Linked DNA regions of Homo sapiens: region 2 is linked to region 1. Evidence: read pairs that join two places in POLR2A ChIA-PET (ENCODE). Cell type or tissue: Panc1. All regions are shown on one strand.

Region 1 (8,000 bases):
CAAACCTGGCTAATTTTTGTATTTTTAGTAGAGATGGGGTTTCACCATGTTGGCCAGGCTGGTCTCAAACTCCTGACCTCAAATGATCCACCTGCCTCAGCCTCCCAAAGTGTTGGGATTACAGGTGTGAGCCACCACGCCTAGCCCATTTTTTAATTTTTAAATAGAGATGAGGTCTCACTATGTTGCCCAGGATGGTCTTGAACTCCTCAGGATGGTCTTAAGTGATTCTCCTGCCTCGGCCCCCTAGGTGCTAGGATTGCAGGTGTGAGCCACCATGCCCAGCTGAGTTTTTCTTTTTCTTTTTTTTCAAATATATTTTAAAGAATTGAAAAAATATACAGCTAGGTTTCACCATGTTGCCCAGGCTGGTCTTGAACTCCTGGGCTCAAGCAATCCATCTGCATCCGTCTCCCAAAGTGCTGGGATTACAGCCATGAGCCCCCACACCCAGCTGAGTTTTTCTTTAGCATGGCCAAATGTCCCCCTGATTGCATTAGTCTATCCCTATTTGTGAATATTGTGTCTGATGATGATGATGATGATGATGATGACAATTTTCAGACATACACAAAAGTAGAGAAAATAGTAAATGAGCCCCATATCACGAGATTCAACATTTGTCGAGATTTTGCCATGCTTGATTCATTTATCAACGCTCTCATTTTTTTGGTAAAGTTTTAAAATTTAGATACAAAATCTCATGTCTTTTAATGCATAAAGGACTTTTTCAAATAACCACAATGCTATTATCCCTTTAGCAAACAATAATTTCTTAATATCATCTAATATATTGTCCATATTTAGATTTCCCTAACAGTCTCAAAATGTCTTTATAATTGATTTGTTTGAAATGAATTTCAGTCATGGTTCACAAAAACATTTATTTTTTAATTTTTTGCAGTGCTTTAAGTTGGAAATATGAAAGTTTTTTGTGGGGGCAGGGGTGCAGTTTTATTTCTTGGAACAAAAATTACTTAATAGCAACTGATTCTGATAAAACTCACTAGAGTACTGTGCATTTTAATCTTTACATCTTAACATAGCTCTGTAGAAGGCAAAAGTTTGATTGTTAGGTTAGTCATCTGTATTTCTTTTACGTACAATATTATAAAAATTTAGTTCAATCACTTTGGAGAGCAATTTGGCAATACTTAGGAAAGTTAAAGACCAGAAAATTACACGACAACCCAACAATTCTATATCTCCTAAAATATCAAATGTACCCAGAGCCTCAGCATATATGTATTAGGTGACTTGTTACAAGTGTTTACAACCAGTGAAAATGTGGAGACAATCCATCAGGAGGAAAGTTAATATGTAAGCTGATTTATTTATACTGTACAGCAGTTAAACTGAATTAACTGGACTTACATGGAAAGAAAAAGGAGATGAATTTCAAACCATATTGAGAGAAAAGAAAATATATAGTATAATAACATTTATTTAAAATTTAGAATCACAAATAGATACTATACATTTATGTGAATATATAATATATGCATGGAAATTATATATACTATAGGGCAGTATATTGCGCCTGGCTGGGACAGGTTATCTTCAGGAGGGAGAGCAAGAGGTGGTGAGGAGGGGCTTTAACTGTATTTATAATTTTTTTTCTTTAAAATATACCTGGGCTGGGCGCAGTGGCTCATGCCTGTAATCCCAGCACTTTGGGAGGCTGAGGCGGGCGGATCACGAGGTCAAGAAATCGAGACCATCCTGGCCAACATGGTGAAACCCGGTCTCTACTAAAAATACGAAAATTAACTGGGCGTGGTGGTGCGCCCCTATAGTCTCAGCTACTCAGGAGGCTGAGGCAGGAGAATCGCTTGAACCTGGGAGGCAGAGGTTGTAGTGAGCCGAGATTGCACCACTGCACTCCAGCCTGGGAGACAGAGTGAGACTCCATCTCGGAAAAAAAAAAAAAAAAAAAAATCTATCTATCTATCTATCTATCTATCTATCTATCTGAAGCAAATATGACAATGAGTATTTTTTTTCTTGTTAAACTCATCTTTGGGGGGTTACATTTATATTGTAAACATAAAAAAGAGAAAACCCCAACCAAATAAAACATCAGTAGTCATTCAGCTAATGTTTATTCTGACAGTTAGAACTAGTTATATATGAATGGAAGATAGGTACCTTCTTGGGATGTGATTTGATGGTTATCTGCTCCAAAACACAGCTCCATTCAGCCTGACCAGTGCCTGGAATTTAAACTGAAACCTATGGAACAAAGGAGTTTTTAATAAAAATACATTACCTCTTAGAGCTGGCTTTCTCAACCTCAGCACTACTGATACTTTGGATTGGGTAATTCTTTGTCGTGGGCAACAGTCCTGTACAATGTGAGATGTTCAGCAGCATCTCTGGCCTCTACCCAGTAGATGACAGACAGTAGCACACTCCCATTCGTGACAACCAACAATGTGTGCAGACATTGCCAGTTGTCCCCTGGGGGCACTTCTCTCTCCTTCCCTCACCCCACCCCTGCTCATTTGTGAATCACTGCTCCTAGAGAAGAATGCATTAGTGTATTGGTCCCCACTATCGTTAGCATGATTTTAGTTTTCTAACAAATAGGCCCTTGAAGGAGCAGAATTTGATGCTACAGTTTTTGGTGGTTGATTTGGGAAGAATGGAATGACAAAGTAAGGCATAGGTGGGGGTGCTTAGATGAGCAGCAGGATTAGCAGATGGTGGAAGAGGAGGCAGGTTCCTTAAGGAAAGGTAGAAAGCAGACAAAGAAATCTTCCTTCAAACTTTGCCTCATAATCTAACGAGAATATACTGGTCTATTTTGGAGGGAGCTTTACTTAAAGTGGATTAGAGACTGGCATATAACTGTGCTTTATGGACTGAATGTCTATGTCCCCCCCTTCCCAAATTGATATGTTGATATGTTGATCCTAACACCCAAAGTGATGGTATTAGGAGGTGGGGCCTTTGGGAGGTAATTAAGTCATGAAGGTAGAGCCATAATGAGTGGGATTAGTGCCCTTATAAATACGGGCCCCAGGGAGTTGTCTAGCCCCTTCCATCATGTGAGGACACAGTGAGAAGATAGCCATCTGGAAATCGGAAAGAGAGCCCTCACCAGAACCTGACCCCACTGGCCCCCTGATCTTGGACTTCTAGCCTCCAGACCTGTGGGAAAATAAATTTCTGTTTTTTGTAAGCTACCCAGGCTATGGCACTCTGTTATAGCAGCCTGAAGTGACTAAGGCAGTGCTCTAAACCTCTGAAAGTAAATGACTTAGCATTTAACTTTGACCACTGATGAATGAGCAGGATGAAGTGGTTCTGGCAGGAAATGAGAAGGTAAAAGGTCAGATCAGAGTTATGGTCTTGTAACTGCATTGCGAAGTGATGGGTGTGAAGAGAGGGAATTAAGCCTTGAATCACAGAAAGGAAGGCTCCCATCTAAGGAAACTAGCTAGGACATTCATAAAATGTCTTGAATTATTTTTTAGATTGTTTTTCTTTTCGAATAGTAGTAACAACGTGGATAGTATTCCTATGCCTTACCTCTATTTTCAGTGAAACTAGTTAAAAAAAATGTAACTAAGCAGTTTTAAAATTTTCTGTCTCTAGCACTGACTGCTGAAGGTCTGGTTGGTGATTTAGCTGCATTAGTCCAAAACCCCTCAGCAGCTTGGAAGAGGGTACCTGCATCTCAGAGTTGTGGAGGTTTGAAAAAGTTGAGTGAGAACTGAGATTCAAAGATTATTTGAGGCCGGGCACGGTGGCTCATGCCTGTAATCCCAGCACTTTGGGAGGCTGAGGCAGGTGGACTGCTTGAGCCCAGGGGTTCAAGACCAGCCTGGGCAACATGGTGAAACCCTGTCTCTACAAAAACTACAAAAAATAGTCAGACATGGCGACTCAGGAGTCTGAGGTGGGAAGATCTCTTGAGCCCGGGAGGTCAAGGGTGCAGAGAGCTGAGATCGCACCACTGCACTCCAGCCTGGACGACAGAGTGAGACCCTGTCTCAAAAAATAAATAAATAAATAAAATAAAAAAATAAATAAAATAAATTATTTGAGAGGGAGAAGATAATAGGATCAGACAATAGTCCCTTATAGTCAACTCAATAATACATAGCCTTTTATTTATTTATTTAGGGAGACAGGGTCTCCCTCTGTTGCCTAGGCTAGAGTGCAGTGGTAAGGATCACTGCTCACTGTAGCCTTGACCTCCCAGGCTCAAGCTGTCCTCACACCTCATCCTCCTAAATAGCTGGGAGACTACAGGTATGCACTACCAAGCCTGGCTAATTTTTTCCTTTTTGTAGAGGCGGGGTCTCATTATGTTGTCCAGCCATGTCTCGAACTCTTGGGCTCAAGTGATGCTCTTGCCTTGGCCTCCCAGAGTGCTCAGATTAAAGGCTGGCTGCCTTATTTATTTAGGGAAGTTCTCTTCACAGTTGATAGGAGCAGACCTCTTAGCCAGTATCTACCACATTGAAAATACAGCTTGTCATTTTAGAAGTATTCCCCAAACCAGGCTCCCCACCCTCTGCATATCTCCTGGTCTCTTTATCCCCCAGAGAAAAATCCCAATCAAAACTCCAAAGCTTCTTTATTTTGTTTCTATCTTTTAGGCAAGAACCTGTCAATAATAATAATCATAATCACCACCATTTTTTAAACATTGGCCCCACTGTTCCATATTATTTATTATATATGAGGGGGTCTTGTTAATCATGATTTTACTTGCTCTACATTGCATGGCTGGTCAAAGGCAGCTTGAAAAGAATCCCAGTTTGTCTGTTCTACTCAAAAGCCCCTGTTACCACTTTCTACTACTGTCTTACTATGCCTTCCTTACTAGCTCCTCTGGTCCATACTTTCTGATTCTCCTCTTGATGTTTAAGGTGACTCCTCTTCTACACATGGAATGGAATGGAAGCTCCCTCTTTTTTTTTTTTTTTTTTTTGAGATGGAGTCTTGCTGTGTCACCTAGGCTGGAGTTCAGTGGCGTGATCTCGGATCACTGCAACCTTTGCCTCCCGGGTTCAAGTGATTCTCCAGCCTCAGCCTCCTGAGTAGCCAGGACTATAGGTGTACGCCACCATGCCCGGCTAATTTTTATATTTTTAGTAGAGACTGGGTTTTGCCATGTTGGCCAGGTTGTTCTCAAACTCCTGACCTCAGGTGATCCACCTGCCTTGGCCTCCCAAAGTGCTGGGATTACAGGTGTGAGCCACTGCGCCTGGCCTCCTCTTCTGAGAGTTGGCTTTGTCACTGTGACATAATAAGAAATATGTATTAGACTTCTGCTCCCTCTCCCTTTCCTGTCACATAGGTCCTAAAACCTTTGGCATCTCTGCAGTGATAAGTGATAGTGTCTTTGTGTATGCTGATGAGATGACTGGTGGCTGGGAGCTCCTGGATAGATAGCCTCAGGATGGTGGCTGATTGCCAGGGGAGCCAAACATGTGATTACAGGGTTGGAACTTTCAGCTCCCCTCCATATTGCTCCCCAAAGGGCAATGATTAAATCGATCATTTAATCATTTTATGGAAGCTGATGTCATGAAGCTTCCATAAAAACTAAAAAATACAGGGTTTAGAGAACTTTCAGATTGTTGAACACATCCAGGTGCCTGGTGGGAGGTGCACCCCAGCTTCATGGGAACAGAGGCTTCTGTGCTAGGGACCCTTCTGAACCTTGTCGTCAGTGCAGTATTCATCTGGCTGTTCATTTGTGTGCTTTAAAATATCCTTTGTAATACATCAGCACTAGTAAGTAAAGTGTTTCCCTGAGTTCTGTGAGCCATTCTAGCAAATGACTGAACCTGAGGAAGGGACTATGGGAACGCTCAATTTATAGCTGGTAGATCAGAAGTACCAAAGGCTTGGACTTGCAATTGGCACCTGAAGTGGAGGCGGTCTTGTAGAACTGAGCCCTTCATTTGTGGAATTTGACTCTAACTCCAGGTAGATAGTGTCAAAATTTAATTGAATTATGGGACATCTAGCTGGTGTCGAAGAATTGTTTGGTGTGGGAGAAAAACCCACACATCTGGGGTCACAGGAGTGTTCTGTGTTTTGGTGAGAGTATAGTAGAAGAAAAGTCAGTTTGTTTTTTTCTTATTATATAGTCACTTACCAGGAAGCTCCTAACAGTTTGTCCTTATCAATGAAATTTTTGAAGAAACAAATCTATTAAGAATATTTAGCATTACAATCAAAGATACCATACATAAATGCCAAACCACAAGGCTGACATTTTAAGTGAATTAATGGTTCATTTGACAGTGGAGTTTTATGAATGCTTCTGTGCTGTGGGATTTCTTGTTTAATCAAGTTAGCTGTATCCAAATCAACAGAGTTAATGTGGGCTGCCAGCCAAGATGTAGGTCAAGAGTGGGTTGTTAAAATGTTAGTCGTTAAAATGAAACTCTGTTAAGACCATTCTGGCCAACATGGTGGAACCCTGTCTTGACTAAAATACAAAAAAATAGCCGGATATGGTGGTGCACAGCTGTAATCCCAGCTACTTGGGAGGCTTAGGTATGAGAATCACTTCAATCCAGGAGGTGGAGGTTGCAGTGAGTTGAGATTGCACCACTGCACTCCAGCCTGGGTGACACAGTGAGACTCAGTCTCAAGAAAAAAAAAAAAGAAAAAGAAACAAACAAAAAAGGGAACTCTGCCTGTTATTCTCAACGCTATTTTTTTTTCAGTGCTAACTGACAATTGATTAGTGTCCTCAGCTCCACCCCATCCCCATTTATGCATCAAAACTCACAGTTAATTATGTGGCTAATATTTATATTTGGGGTTAAAATTTTCCTATTTTATAATCAGCATTGATTATTTTGTAAGTTTTTGGAGAACTACTGGAATATGCAATGATGAAAAAAGAACTAGATTTTCTCATCTACGGTTCTCAAAAAAAAAAAAAAGTAAATCTATTGCTTCTAGCCTAGTATTTGTCTTAGTCCACTCAGGCTGCTATAACAAAATACCATAGAGTGGGTGGCTTATAAACAACAAACACTGATTTTTCACAGTTCCGGAGGCTGGAAAGCCCAAGATCAAGGCCCAGCTTCCTGGTTTGTACAGGGCTGTCCTTTTGCTGTAACCTCACATGATGACAGGAGTGAGGGATCTTTTTAGGACCTTTCTTATAAGGGCAATAGTCCCATTCATGAGGGCTCCACCCTCATGATCTAATTACCTCCCAGAGGTCCCACCTCCAAATACTCTGACATTGGGGATTAGGTTTCAACACACTAGTCTTGGCAGATGCAAAGATTTAGTCTATGGCAGTACATTTAACTTGGTTTTGGTAACTGAGAGATGCTAGCAGAAAATTACTCAGTTATAAAAAAGGGGAGGGGTACAAATTATTCTATTACAAATGTGCAAACCATGTAGCAATCGGAGTATTGAAGTTACCTTTATTTTAGTAAAGCTTTTGATTCTATTCTAATCCCAAATAACAGGGTCAGCAAATCCATTCTGTCTGTTCCCTTGCCATCATCCTGGCAGACATCACTAGTTGATGAAGTTTGACTCTAACTTAGGGGTATCCAGTCTTTTGGCTTCCCTAGGCCACATTGGAAGAAGCATTGTCTTGGGCCACACATAAAATACACTAACACTAACAATAGCTGATGAGCTTAAAAAAAAATTGCAAAAAAATTTCATAATGTTTTAATGTTGAATGTGGCCCAACACACATTTATATGCAGCCCACAGGCCATGGGTTGGACAAGATGCCCTAAACCATGATATGTCCTCAGAACTCTTTCATGCAATCCAGCAGACAGCTACTCATGTCTCATTGTTTTGGAGTTGGCCTTTGCACTACCTCTGATCTGGAGGATAGATAGGGGTTCTCACGCTGTGTACCAGAGAGGGTCACTAACTGAGAGTTGGGGAACATGTTGAGTAGCTGGGTTTTGGCATGCATTTGATTTTATTGTTTGAGGTAGTATTGATGAATTTGACATAATGTAAAGGGCAATGAAGTTGATTGG
Region 2 (8,000 bases), 88 kb before region 1:
CCTTTGTAGAAATGTTACATTGGGATGGATAGTGGTGCTGTCACAGAAGGACAAAATATTCCTAGACGAGTCTACCCTCAAACCAGTAGTGTCTTTTACATGAAGAGATGATTTACACCTAATAGACATTGAATATGATAGACATACATGTATATATGTATCAGTTCTGAGTTCCACTGGCCTATCCCAAATACACTGGATTACCAGGCTTGTACTGTATTCAAAATGATAGATTTGCTAAATTTCATGCAAAGGACTCTAAACTAGGGGAGAGATTACTGTTTGTGTTGTGTTATAGTTGTGTAATAATTAAGGCTGCCAGATTTAGCAAGTACAAATGTAGGACAAATTTAAATTTTAGATGATGTTTTGCAAATTTATTGCATGATATCCAGCATTTTATCTGGCAACTCTAGCCATAATGTACTTCTAAAAAAGTATCACTTAAGGAGAATTTTAATGACTCAGATAAATTTTCATATAAATTTCTTTCCATATTTTGAAAATAAGGCTATTCTTGCTTTTCCATTTTATTTTTTAATAGACATGGTCTCAATACGTTGCCCAGGCTGGTCTCTAACTCCTAACTTCAATCAATCCTCCTGACTTGTCTTCCCTAAGTGCTGGGATTACAGGTGTGAGCCACTGTGCCTGGTCTCACTTTTCCAATTCTAAAGAATGTGTCTGTGTAAGCCTTCCCCTCAACAACTTAGTGAAAGGTGAAAAAAAGGTTTGGAAATAAAAGCATCTGATGTTTGAAAAAGTACTTTGTGAAGTAAATGCACTAAGAGTTATCTGTGTATTACTGCAAACAGGTGAACATAGTAAAAACAAATGAACTTACTGCAAGTAGCTCAACATAGTAAAAACAATAGAAATGTTTGGCTTTACCCATCAGCCAAATAAAAAAATCTCCTTGTAAGGTTAAAAGGATCAAAATGTAGGAGACCGTGAATATTCACCAAAACCCTTCATCTTTTCAATTTCTTCATCTGTTTCTGGGCTGCTCATTTTGGATGCTTTATCTTGGTTACTACTACCAGTATCTGCTTTAGATCGTTTGTCTTGTGTATCTAACAACCGAGATCTCTTGAATTGCCATCTGTCATCTAAGTCTAAGGCTTTATGCTTAATGATTTGTGGTGTACTAGCTGGACTAGCTTCAGGAATGTCAGTGTGTTCTACCATTAAGGTCAGATTGTCTACTACATCGAGATGGTGGTTGTAGTTACAGCTACTTTTAGAAACATGTCTATTTTTTAAAGACATAACACATGAATGAAGAAATTCAGAATTTGGAAAAAAGGTCCGTAATGCCTGACAAAGAAAAATGTTCTCCTGAGGGTCTTTTTGGATGTTCTTCTCTCCTAAACAAAATAGAATAACAGTTCAACATATAACATTTCTTCTACAAAGCTTTTATAATTAACTATTTGTAAGTAAAATTAAGTCAAAAAGATTTTAACAGTTGTATTATCTAAAGTGAGGATAACATACATAATTCTGAATTCTAATTTATATGCCACAGTATTCTAAGACAAAATTAAAGTTGTGTTCTTTCATGTCAGCAATATAGCTACCATAGTATTATGTTCTTTAAAAGCACAGAAAGGGCCGAGCGCAGTGGCTCACACCTATAATCCCAGCACTTTGGGAGGCTGAGGCGGGTGGATCACTTGAGGTCAGAAGTTCAAGACCAGCCTGGCCAACATGGTGAAACCCTGTCTCTATTAAAAATACAAAAAAAATTAGCCAGGCATGGTGGCAGGCACCTGGAATCCCAGCGTTTCAGGAGGCTGAGGCAGGAGAATCGCTTGACCCCAGGAGGCAGAGGTTGCAGTAAGCTGAGATCACACCTTTGCACTCCAACCTAGGCGACAGAGCGAGACTCCGTCTCAAAAATAAATAAATAAATAAAAATTTTTAGCACAGAAAGTAGAGATGTGTTGTTTACTTACTTGCTGCCTGAATCTGTGCTCCTCTCCTTTTCTCAATTTCTCGTTTTAATCTGTTTACATCCTTTACTAGTTTATCTACTGCTTGTTCACTGTCTTCCACTTTTTTGCATATACTCTGCAAAATAAAGTAATTTAAGGGCATAGGTAATATTTCAAGCTGTGTACTAATACAGTCTAGATTCACAAATAATATAAAATCATTGGTGGTATATAATACCCAAAACTATTTGCCTTTTATATAAATTTTATTTATTTTCTGGAGGATGTCAGTAACAAGCACTTGTAGGTTATAAATAAGCCTTATAGGTTGTAAAATGCTTTTTCACATGTAACTTCTCATTTATACAGCTTTTATCATGCCAGTTAGTTCGCTGAAAATATACAGAAATAAACTGAAATATTAACTCATGGGCCAGCTGCGGTGGCTCACGCCTGTAATCCCAGCACTTTGGGAGGCTGAGGTGGGTAGACTACCTGAGCTCAGGAGTTCGAGACCAGCCTGGGCAACATGGTGAAACCCTGTCTCTACTAAAAATATAAAAAATTATCCAGGTGTGGTGATGCATGCCTGTAGTCCCAGCTACTCAGGAGACTGAGGCAGGTGAATCGCTTGAACCCAGGAAGCAGAGGTTGCAGTGAGCCAAAATTGCACCACTGCACTCCAGCCTGGGCGACAGAGTGAGACCCTGTCTCAAACAAAAACAAACAAAAAAACTTTGAAACAAAAAAAATACAGATGCAGAGTTACTGCATAAATTTAACACTAAGAAACTCACAGTAAGTGAAACAAAGTGACTATCTTACTATTACGAAAGGATACTATTGAAGATTTTTTCCTGTAAGAGAAACTACTTTTGAAAAGCAGATCACTTCTGTGTGTCTTTAGTTTTAAAAGTATGAATACCAGTAACTTTTGATGCCATAATTCCATTTGGGAATATATCTGAATAACAACAAAAATATAAGATGATGTTTCTTAGTATAACATAAAACAACTGGGGGAGGGGAGAACAACTAATTAGTAAAAAAAGCAACTAATTTCCAACTGTAGGGTAATAGTTGTTTTGCCAGTTTTAGTGGACACTTTTTAGGATGTCTGCCAAGCCTACTTTTTACAAACTTTTTTTGCCCTGACATAAGAGTTTGCCAGTTACCCCTGTACCCACCTTTCACCAGAGCTGACCCAAACAGAACCAATGAGATTCTTGCCTGGCAATCTGGAGGTATTACATAGCCAATTGGCAGATCTTATGCTCTAGAAGAGATCTAAATGCAGGAGCTGTGGGTTGGCTGTTTTCTGGCCTGCCAGTGGATGAAGAAACAAAAAGGTCTGGAAGGATAGCAATGTGCAGACACAGAAAGTTCTATGGCATTCTAGCTCCTGGTTCCAATTCCTTCCTAAAGTTCAGCTGCTTTCTGCCTACAGTTCTTATGATATACCTCTACATTCCCTATTTTAGCCCAAGTTGGTATTTTTCCATAACATTCTCTATGAAATATACTGCCATTAAAAATAAAGAGGCCGGGCAAGGTGGCTCACACCTGTGATCCCAGCACTTTGGGAGGCTGAGGCAGGTAGATAACCTGAGGTCTTGGGTTCGAGACCAACCTGGCCAACATGGCGAAACCCTGTCTCTACTTAAAATACAAAAATTAGCCTGGCGTAGTGGTGGGTGCGTGTAATCTCAGCTACTTGGGAGGCTGAGACAAGAGAATCTCTTGAACCAGGGAGGCGGAGGTTACAGTGAGCCAAGATCATGCCATTCATTGCACTCCAGTCCAGGCGACACACTGAGACTCTGTCTCAAAAAAAAAAAAAAAAAAAAGAAGAAACTAAAAACAACTAAAGAATATGTAGCAACAGAAACAATGTTTTATGTACCAAGTTTTTTAAAAATCATGACAAATTTATGTCACCATGACTATTGACTATATCAAAGTATACATATATTAAGGAAAAACTGGAGCAAATGGCAGAGTGAAAATAGTTATGTTAAAATGGTGAGATTCCAGGCTGGATGTGGTGGCTCACACCTGTAATCCCAGTACTTTGGGAGGCCAAGGAAGGTGGATTGCTTGAGCGCAGGGGATGGAGACCAGCCTGGCAACATGGTGAAATCCTGTCTTTACACAAAATACAAAAAATTAGCTGGGTGTAGTGGTGCACACCTGTGGTTTCAGCTACTCTGGAGGCTGAAAGAGGAGGATCACTTGAGCCCAAGAGGTGGTGGTTGTAGTGAGCTGAGATCATGCCATTGCTCTCCAGCCTGGGTAACAGAGCAAGACACTGTCTCTAAAAAATAAGATGGTGAGATTCTGGATGTTTTTACCATCTAAAATTCCCGTTTCATATGAAAAAGTAGTGTAATATGAATCAAAATATTTATTTTAACTGCTTTTCTGTTAGTGTGCTCTACTGATGAGTGTGGTGGCCATGGAAATATACTCCTTAGTAAGATCTCCAACTGGGGGAAGCATAGTTGACTTAACAGCCCCAGCTTTGGACCTACCACTGTGTTAAGCCACACTTCCCCTGGGCTGTTCCTAGCCAATGACTAAGCACACTGCAGGTATTAGTGCAAGTCCATGCCTATAGAACAATTTTCGGGCAACTTTGCTCAAAGACTCCCTATCAGCCTAGTGGAACGTTCTTAAAATGGCGCTGCAGTCTGAGACTCTTCCTAACCACTTGTCTTCTTATCCCCCTCTCCTTTCTCAGGGGTCAGACTTGCAGTGTTGTCTGAAGGCTCTTCCTGCCTGTTCTTTCTTCCTCTTCTTTATCCTTCTCAGGCCCAATAAATCTCCTGCACTTATAATCCCATCTTGACATCTAGTTCTAAAAGGACCTGAACTGACACATGAAGAAGAACTGACACATGAAGTAGAGGGAAGTATACTGTTCCCAAATATACTTCCCTCTATTCTGTAAGAAGGATTATATATCCCTGCCTATTACCATGTGATGTGTTCAGGCCAGTGAAATGTGAGTAGAAGTGACATGGCCGTTTTAAGCAAAGTTTTAAGAGCTGTTGTGAATTTCCACTAGTTTTTTTTTTTTTTGAGACGGAGTCTCGTTCTGTTGCCCAGGCTGGAGTGCAGTGGCACGATCTTGGCTCACTGCAAGCTCCATCTCCTGGGTTCACGCCATTCTCCTGCCTCAGCCACCCGAGTAGCTGGGACTACAGGCGCCCACCACCATGCCCGGCTAATTTTTTTTGTATTTTTAGTAGAGACGGGGTTTCACTGTGTTAGCCAGGATGGTCTCGATCTCCTGATCTCGTGATCCGCCCACCTCGGCCTCCCAAAGTGCTGGGATTACAGGCGTGAGCCACTGCGCCTGGCTCCACTAGCTTTCTTGCTCTTTGCCTTATGCCATGAGGACATGTCCCAAATAAGGGCTGCTCCTTCAGCCTGGATCCTGGATGAAGATGACATTCAGAAAAGGAGTAGAGCTACAGCCAAGATAAAATGTGAGCAAGACTAAACCATAGTTGTTGTAAGCCACTGAGATTGCAATCTTTGTTAACTACAGCTGAAGAAATACAACTCAGTCAATGAAGCTAAAGGAATAATGACATCTCGTTCAACAAGGGACAGCATCTATGATGGGGTCTCACAAGATTATATTGGAGCACATATAGAAAGCTGATATATAGCACTTGATATTGGCATTACAGATCAAATAGGGGAAATGACTGATATTCAATAATAATTTGGGGACATTTGGTTTTCCCTATGAAAACTAAAAAGTAAAAATACATATAGGTTTGTGTAAGTATATGTTTGCACAATGATAAAACTGCCTAATGACACATTTCTCAGAAGGTACATAGCCTTCATTAAGCAACTCATAACTGTATAAATCTAATCAAGATGTCAGGTTATCCTAAAAAATGTCAGTCATTAACTTGATATGAACTCTATCTAGAAGTGGTTGACGTGTTTGATATGTTAACTTACCTTTAATTCCTCTTGTAATGAAGCATACATTTCATTTATCTTATGTACCTCCTTTAAGGATCCATCTTCTTCAAAAAATTTAGAGCTGTAAAAAATTACCATTTCCTCAGGCAAATACACAAAACCATTTTAATGATAAGGTGAAAAACTTATTCATTGTCAAGGACCAATAGAAGAGTCTTTTTACTGGTTTTGTAGGAACCATAATTTTGTCAATCTATGTGTATAGAGAAAAACCAACCACAAAACCTACTTCATTGATCTTCACATTAGCAAACTTTTTAGCCTCCTAAGTACTATTGCCAGGTCTCCCAAAAAGGCGAGGATGGGCGGGGGATGGGGGAAGATTGCATAAAAATAGATAAAAATTGAAGGAAGGAAAAAAAGTCTCTATTGGCAATGGGAACCGGAGTCAATTTTTAAAATATTTTACTGAATTCAAGTTACCTTTACTTGAAAGAGACATCATTATTTTATGATCCATAAAATAATGAAGAAAGTAATTCTAAGAAGGCATGACTTGTAGGACATCCCAATGTCAGAGATAAATATGAAAAATGTGCATCTTGCCGGGCGCGGTGGCTCACGCCTGTAATCCCAACACTTTGGGAGGCTGAGGCAGGCGGATCACCTGAGGTCGGGAGTTTGAGACCAGCCTGACCAACATGGAGAAACCCCGTCTCTACTAAAAAAAATACAAAATTAGCCGGGCATGGTGGTGCATGCCTGTAATCCCAGCTACTCAGGAGGCTGAAGCAGGAGAATCACTTGAACCTGGGAAGGACAGGTTGCAGTGAGCTGAAATCATGCCATTACACCCCGGCCTGGACAACAAGAGTGAAACTCTGTCTTTAAAAGAAAAAAAAAAAAAAAAAGGAAAATGTGCACCTCAGAATCAATGAAATACGGTATTCAGTTTTTAAACTGCTGGCACTGTGGGGACACAAAAGTAAGTAAAATCTAACCCCTTATTCTCAAAGTTTACACTCTAGTAGGTATCCTATAGTACCAGTGTTGCTGTTTTTGACATTACTTCCTTACTTAATGGCCACAAAGAAAGTTATATATAAGCAGCCTATAGTATGAGTGAGTCTTGGCTAAAGTCTGATTTTTACAAATATCTAATTTCACGCCTTTAATCCGAACCATTGCCTTAGAAAATTATAATTTTTAGGCTATATACTTATTCTAACCTAGAATAGATATGCTAAACTTTACAGGATATGCAACAAGATCCTCCCAGTACTATTTTTTTAAATTTTCTTTTGTAGAGATGGGGTTTTGCTGTGTTGCCCAGGCTAGTCTCCAACTCCTCAGCTCAAGTGATCCTCCTGCCTCAGCCTCCCGAAGTGCTGGGATTTGCAGGTGTGAGCCACCATGCCTGGACTAACCACTACCTTTTTTGTATCTTGTAAGTACACAAGCAGTAACAGGAGTATGAGGAAGGTAAAAACAGCCTAGTTTACTTGAGTAATGGATTAATTTTCCCTTGAATTTTTATTCTGCTGTTGTTTGAGAAATAAGAAAATTAATTTCAAAGATGAATAGAAGTTTTGTGAGAAAGCAGTTGAATCTTACCTGTGTGTTTGTACTGCTCGGCTAAAACCAGTGGACATACAGGAACCTGATACAGTTTTATAACCCAGTTGTTCAGACATGCCCAGATTGGCAACCACTAAAGGTACCCTGTGAAAAAGTCTGACAAAATAAAACTTTAGAGTATAAACTTAGAATGAAAAGAAAGATTAGTATCTACCTGCTGGAATAGATTACTTGTCCCCTACAAGATTTAAAAAAATACACCCCCCAAAACCCATTCTTTACTACTTATCCAAAATAGAATTTACTGACTTGAAACAACTGTTTTTTTTTTTTTTTGAGACAGGGTCTCACTCAGTCTCCCAGGCTGCAGTGCAGTGGTGCGATCATGGCTCAATAATGCAGCTTCAACCTCCCGTGCTCAAGCAATCCTCTTGCCTCAGCCTCCCAAGTAGCTGGGACTACAGGCACCCATCACCACACCCGACTAATTTTTAAGTTTTTTGTAGAGATGAGGTCTCCTAATGTTGCTCAGTGATCCTC

The links. Peaks named below come from ENCODE experiments on the same cell type or tissue, not always from the same donor. Only the 100,000 strongest peaks of a DNase experiment are listed, where the experiment ranks them.
Region 2: POLR2A ChIA-PET joins it to region 1 with 8 read pairs; 2 of 35 experiments call an interaction of 5 or more read pairs at or near these places.

The regions. Positions count from the first base shown.
Region 1 is chr4:83,549,877-83,557,876 of GRCh38, forward strand. The region is part of intron 2 of GPAT3 (glycerol-3-phosphate acyltransferase 3); the gene reads left to right. Among named protein-coding and RNA genes, the nearest start is that of GPAT3, 18 kb to the left of the region's middle. RefSeq lists a silencer at 3,188-3,317. In Panc1, no CTCF peak of the experiment used is centred here; a DNase peak (open chromatin) is centred at 3,303; H3K27ac peaks cover 1,183 bases.
Region 2 is chr4:83,461,536-83,469,535 of GRCh38, forward strand. MRPS18C (mitochondrial ribosomal protein S18C) reads left to right here. Exons shown (of 6, transcript NM_016067.4): 6 at 1-763. It overlaps ABRAXAS1 (abraxas 1, BRCA1 A complex subunit), which reads right to left. Exons shown (of 9, transcript NM_139076.3): 6 at 7,497-7,616; 7 at 5,919-6,003; 8 at 1,959-2,073; 9 at 1-1,367. The coding sequence ends at 934. Among named protein-coding and RNA genes, the nearest start is that of MRPS18C, 9.5 kb to the left of the region's middle. In Panc1, no CTCF peak of the experiment used is centred here; no DNase peak of the experiment used is centred here.